Linked DNA regions of Homo sapiens: region 1 is linked to region 2. Evidence: chromatin contacts called from ENCODE Hi-C or POLR2A ChIA-PET data. All regions are on one chromosome and are shown on one strand. The core of a region is the stretch at or near the end of the contact, and the rest is flanking DNA. Distances in the headings are between cores, read along the strand shown.

The links. Hi-C counts contacts between places; a loop is a spot of excess contacts on that map. ChIA-PET counts read pairs that join two places held with the same protein, here RNA polymerase II (POLR2A). Pooled maps may share reads with other maps.
Region 1: a map of psoas muscle shows a loop between it and region 2 (4-fold over the local background). The contact joins the promoter of CAND2 here to the enhancer-like site in region 2. A Hi-C loop is called at or near these places in 2 of 168 maps with a recorded cell type or tissue (Calu3 and psoas muscle) and 2 of 50 pooled maps. POLR2A ChIA-PET finds 5 or more read pairs at or near these places in 8 of 52 experiments (H1, HCT116, HEK293 and 5 more).

What each region holds. Positions count from the first base shown.
Region 1 is chr3:12,795,134-12,798,100 of GRCh38, reverse strand. It overlaps CAND2 (cullin associated and neddylation dissociated 2 (putative)), which reads right to left and starts at 1,421. Exons shown (of 15, transcript NM_001162499.2): 1 at 1,313-1,421. The coding sequence starts at 1,380.
Region 2 is chr3:12,749,165-12,752,327 of GRCh38, reverse strand. It overlaps TMEM40 (transmembrane protein 40), which reads left to right. Exons shown (of 12, transcript NM_018306.4): 2 at 2,488-2,568. The coding sequence starts at 2,496. Among named protein-coding and RNA genes, the nearest start is that of TMEM40, 8.5 kb to the left of the region's middle. RefSeq lists a silencer at 2,558-2,707 and an enhancer at 2,978-3,027. Within about 2 kb of position 1,652, at least 15 of the 41 ENCODE cell types and tissues checked have a DNase peak (open chromatin) inside an H3K27ac peak, as active enhancers do; they include HCT116 and IMR-90, where a contact is called at or near this core.

The sequences.
Region 1 (2,967 bases), core at 172-2,671, 46 kb before region 2:
CAGAGATGGGTTCTGTTATCCCCATTTTATAGAAACAGAAGCACAGGGAGACTCATGGGGGTTAAGTTACTTGTCCATGGTCACACGGCCAGTGAGTGACGGCAGCTGGGATCTGAAGCCAAGACCTTGGATCCCAGGCTCTATTAATGTGGGGGGGCTCTTGAGGGGTACTGAGGAATGGGCTGCAGGAGAAGAGTAGGAGTCAGACCACCAGAGCAGGTCTGTCTCCTCACCTGTCAGGGGGCTGGAATCAGAGGACCTCACTAAGATCTTGGCCTCTGTATTAGACTGGCCTGGATTTGGACTAAGTCTCCCACTTCCTCGCTGTGACTGAACCTACGCCCTTCATGTCTCTGAGACTCAGTTTCCCTATCTGTAAAATGGGGACAAAGTGAAAAAATGTTCATTGAGTCTCCAAGGTCTTCTTTCAGCTGGAGGGGCCAGAACTGGCCATGAGACCACGGGCCAATCCCTTTTCCTCCCTGGGCCTCAGTTTCCCCAGGGAATGCAGGTGGAAACTCATTGGACCAGATGTTTCCACCGTTCTTTTCAGCTCTATTCCTGTGGTTCTGTGATGCTGTGAGAGGGGGAAAGAAGGAAAAAGGGAGTGGGGAAGGAGAGTGGCACACAAAACCTAGAAGGTCCCACCCCAACCATCACCTACCTGTGACTGGAAAGCCAGACTCAGCCCAGCCCCCTCCTTTAGGCTGGGTCTGAACAATCGCAGGAGGGGAGGGAGACGGGGAGGGAGGGGTCCGGGTGATGTTGAGAAGGAGGCATCACTGAGGGTGCCAGTGAGAAAGTCAGCTGGGGGTTGCGGTCCCGGGAAGGGTCCGGGTTCAATGCGGAGGAGAGGCAGGTGCTGGGGTCCCCAGGGAGAGGCGTAGGGCTTCACTGTGGGCTCGCTGAAGGTGGTGGGGGCGGGGGGGAGGGGGCGCTGGGGCATCAGCTGCGGGGGAAGAAGGGGGCCGGACACACACGAGGGAGGAGAGGCCGAGGCAGGGTGCAGAGGGGTGGAGCCGGGGCTCTGATCGGGGGTGAGAGGTAGGGCTGAAGCCTGCACGGTGGGAGACGAAGCAGGGACTGGAGTCGCGGAGGGGCAGGACGGCCCCTAGGGGAGAACGGCCGGAGCTCCAGTGGGGACCACGAGGCAGGAGTGGGCCTGTGGGGAGGGGGGCAGCTTAATGCAGGGAGAAGAGAGAAGAGGCAGGGGGCTGCATGGTCATGGGGGATGGGCTGGCGCTTCGAGAGGGGAAGAAGGCCCCCGGCTTCAGAGCGGGAAGGAGAGAAGGGGGCCGGCGGCGGGCTGCACCTGAAGTCCTTGTCGCTGGACGTCATCTTCTCCAGGAGGCTGGAGATGTGGAAGGCGGCGGTGCTCATGGTGGCTGCGCGCCGCGGAGCCGGCCGGCGGGAGGGAATATGGCGGCGCGGGCGCCCCCTCCCTCGCCAGCTGCGCGGGCTGCGCTCACCAGACAGAAATAGCAGCTCCCGCCCCGCCCCGTGCTCACGCCTTGGCCGTGGCGGCCGCGGGAGGCGGGCGGGCCTGGGCCTGGCTTGGTGGTCTTGGCCCCGGCCCCAGCCCTTGCCCTGCTGACAGCGCAGCGCCGGATTGCACACACCCCCAGAGACGGGGAGCTCACTACCCTGCCACCACCTCCTTGTTATTCCCGTAGGTGCCAGCTCTGTCTTGCGGCATGGACGTAATATCATAGAGTCTCAGGTTCGAATCCCACTTCTGCCTCTTCTGCTGTGTAGCCTTGGCCAAGTTACTTTACCTCCGCTTTCTCATCTGTAGGCATTCAAGAAACAGGAGCTATCAACCAAAGCTGGTCAGGCCAACCAAAAGACCCCTCACCCACGATGCTTGCCCGCCCCTGAGCCAGACAGGATCTGGGGAATGAACTGAGTCACACAAGGCCCCCTGCCTCGCATCCCCAACCCTCAGGACGGCAGGGTCAGTTTCTTCATTTTTTTAGCAATGCAACTGAGGCCGAGAAGCAAAGGGATTTGCTGAGGGTCACACAGCCAATGAATCTGGGATGGAGTCAGGATTGACTGCAGATCCCTTAATATCCTGCGCAGCAATCCTTCCATAAACAGCCAGGAGGCTGCTGGATGGGAAAGGGAGTAGTGTGTGCTTCAGAGCCAGACAAGCCTGGCTTCAAATCTCTGCTAGGCTCCTTCCTGGCTGTGTGACCTTGGGATAATGAAACAACCTCTCTGGGCTATGTTTTTCTCACTCATAAGATAAGGATAAAAGAAATCTTTATTCACTTGGGAGGCCGAGGCGGGCGGATCACGAGGTCAGGAGATCACGACCATCCTGGCTAACACAGTGAAACCCCGTCTCTACTAAAAATACAAAAAAATTAGCCGGGTGTGGTGGCAGGCGCCTGTAGTCCCAGCTACTCGGGAGGCTGAGGCAGGAGAATGGCGTGAACCCGGGAGGCGGAGCTTGCAGTGAGCGGAGATCGCGCCACTGCACTCCAGCCTGGGCGACAGAGCGAGACTCCGTCTCAAAAAAAAAAAAAAAATCTTTATTAAATTGACACCCCCCTTGAACACCTGTTATTATGAGGTACGTAGGTTCTAGACCAAAGCTAATAGAACACTGCAATGTTGAAAATGTTCTACATCTTCAGTATAGTATCTAATATGATAGCCACTAGCCACATGTGGCTATTGAGCACTTGAAATGGAATTAGTGTGACTGGGGAACCAAATTCTTAATTATATTTATTTTTCATTAACTTAACTTTAAATAGCCCACTATGGGTAGTGGCTATCATAATGGACAGTGCAGATCTGTACAACAAGGATGCAACGCAGCAGGGTGTTAGACACAAACGGCCCCTGCCCCCTGGGGACTTTACATTTTAGTGTAGGAAATCAGCAAGAAGGAAGAAAGTGATTAGATAAGGAAAATAAGAGCTCTTCAGAAAATAAAATAGAGAGTTCCTGGAGCGT
Region 2 (3,163 bases), core at 403-2,902:
GGGTATGGGTGACACAGAAATGAATCAGCCTTAGTCCCTACTTAGGCTGCATTCGTGATCTAGTGAAGGAGACAAACCCTGGATGGTGGTACATGCTTGTAGTCCTACCTACTCAGAAGGTTGAGGCAGGAGGATCACTTGAGTCCAGGAGTTCAAGGCTGCAGTGAGCTGTGATTGCACCACTGCACTTTAGCCTGGGTGATAGAGAGAGACCTTGTCAAAAAAACAAAAGCTAGGGATAGTGGAGGGAGTAAGTTTAGGGGAGTGGGGAATAGAGTTGATGGGTATTGTTTAGGCAATTGAAAGAGTACTTCATGAGGGAAGTGGGTTTTGACCTGTGCTTGGAAGGTCAGATGCAATTTTGACATTAGGAAAGAATGGACTAAGCCAAAAGTGCTGTGTGTGACCAGGACACAGAGCAGGATGGAGATGAGACTGGAAAAAGAGCTCATCACTTTGTAAACTTCGGTCTATCTGACATCAGCCAGCAGCTCTCTTTCCCCCACGTGGCTCTACAACTCTTCCTCCACTCTAGCTGAAATGCCTTCATTAGAGATGATCTCAGCCAATGAATATGTACTAGTCACCTGTTGCGTGCAGAGAACCCTGTTCAAAATAGAAATATGCCCTGGAGGCTTCTGCTGTCAGTCATTCCATCTCGATATCGATGCATTTTAATGGCTAGTGACTTCCTAATGCCTAGCTGAATTCTGCTCTGAGAAATGGGAAGTTTTATTCTAGAAAAGGGTAGGCCAGGCGCAGTGGCTCACGCCTGTAATCCCAGCACTTTGGGAGGTCAAGGCGGGCGGATCACAAGGTCAGGAGTTCGAGACCAGCCTGGCCAATATGGTGAAACCACGTCTCTACTAAAAATACAAAAATTAGCCAAGCATGGTGTGGCGCCTGTAATCCCAGCTACTCCGGAGGCTGAGGCAGAAGAATCACTTGAATCCGGGAGGCAGAGGTTGCAGTGAGCTGAGATCATGCCACTGCACTCCAGCCTGGGCGACAGAAGCGAGACTCCATCTCAAAAAACAGAAAAAAAAAACGGGTAATGGAGTCTGGGGCCTACGAGATGGGGGATGAGCAGGGATGGGACTGGACACTGAATGTCCAAGGGTAAGAGGAGGCCTGTAGAGAAGGAAACACGCATTCACAATGGCCCTGCTAAGGACTGTCCTGCCATTTTCACATACTATAAGGTAAGCACTATTACTGTCTCCGTTTTACAGATGAGAAACCCAGGGCACAGTGAAGGATTAAGTAACTAGCCCATGCTTCCATCGCTAGAAGAGGCAGAGGCAGGATTCCAACCCAGGCAATCTGGCTCTAAGACACAGGGGAGGAGGCTTCCTGCCAAGGTCTTGTGGTAGATTCTCTAGACCATTCTCAAATGGGGGGTGATGTTTGCCCCACAACAGGGGTCATTTGGCAATGTCTGGAGACATTTTTATTGTTATAGCTGAACAGGAAAGTGCTACTGGCATCTGGGAGGAGGCTGCTAAACATCTCACAATGTGTTACCCTGTCCCAAATGTCAGTCGTGTTGAGGCTGAGAAACATGGTTTAAATGAGTCAGAGGCTGGCCACAGTGGCACGTGCCTGTAGTCCCAGCTACTCAGGAGGCTGCGGTGGGAGGATTGCCTTAACCCAGGAGTTCAAGACTAGACTGGGTGATATAGCAAGACCTCTGTCTCAAATAAAGAAGTAAAAAATAAATGAATCAGAGACTAGTAAATCTACCTCCTCTCAGATTTAAGGTCTCAGCCTCAGAGCTGAGAGAAGAAGAAATAGGGCAAGGAATCAGAAGGAAGCCTGCACTTCCTGGCTCAGCTGCTATAACAGAGACTCATAGCACATGGGCTCCATTAAAAGAAACTTCTTTCCTGTGCACGTAGCTGTCAAGAGGTGGCAGGTGGCTCTGTGTGTGAGGCCGGCCGGGGCCCAGGATTCCCTTGCCTTTTTGCTTAGTCATTCCTGGATGTTGGCCATGTTTGTGGGATTGGAGTTGGTTCACCAACTTCAAATCTGCATTCCTGTCAAAATTGTACCTAGGCTGGACATGGTGGCTCACACTTGAATCCCAGCACTTTGGGAGGCCAAGGTAGGAGAATTGCTTGAGCCCAGGAGTTCAAGACCAGCCTGGGCAACATAGAGACACCCTGTTTCCACAAAAAAAAAAAAAGAAAAAGAAAAAGGATTGTGCCTGACTTTTCAGGCACAGATAAAAACTGATTTCCTTCATGAAGCCCCCTGCTAGTTGCCTAACCAATACCCACCACCCCAATTCCCACTCCCTTAACCCTCCTCCCTCCACTACCCCGGCCTTCTTGCTTGCCAACAGAACTACCATTTTTTTTGTTAATTATTTTTCTTATTCCTTTGAATGTTGAGTGTTTGTCTTTTTCTTATTTATTTGCCAAGCTCTTTGTATATTAAGATATTAACTAAGGTGATATTAACTACTGATTATTGTTATTCCTCCAGGAAAAGCCATGGAGACTTCAGCATCCTCCTCCCAGCCTCAGGACAACAGTCAAGTCCACAGAGAAACAGAAGATGTAGACTGTACGTTTGCCTTCTCTGACCCTCTGGGCAAAACCACATGGGAGGTGGAGTCCAAAAGTAGAAGGGACAGAAGAAGACCCTGCTCAACTCACGTTGCACAGGGCCTCAAATCACAGCTGAAATGGGGAAGTAGTGGTTTTACACACATGCACACACACATTTGCATGGTCCAATCTGTCCTCCTGTGCTGTCTAGCTATGGGGACCCTCAGCTGCTTGCCAAATCTCAAGAATTCTCTGGGGGCTTGGGCTGGCACTAGGGAGCACCCCTAGAAGGTGGAGAGGGTCCTGTGTGACCCCAGAATGGGGAATGGGAAGGTTTAGGACTTGATCACACCTCATCTTGGCTGTAATGTACAGAGGATCCTAAATTAGCAACTACTCTACAGAATCTAGCTGTCTCTGGGCAAGGCAGGGGGCTTAGAAACCCCTTTTCTGGCCGGGCGCGGCGGCTCACGCCTGTAATCCCAGCACTTTGGGAGGCCGAGGCGGGCAGATCAGAAGGTCAGGAGATCGAGACCATCCTGGCTAACACGGTGAAACCCCGTCTCTACTAAAAATACAAAAAATTAGCCGGGTGTGGCGGTGGGCGCCTG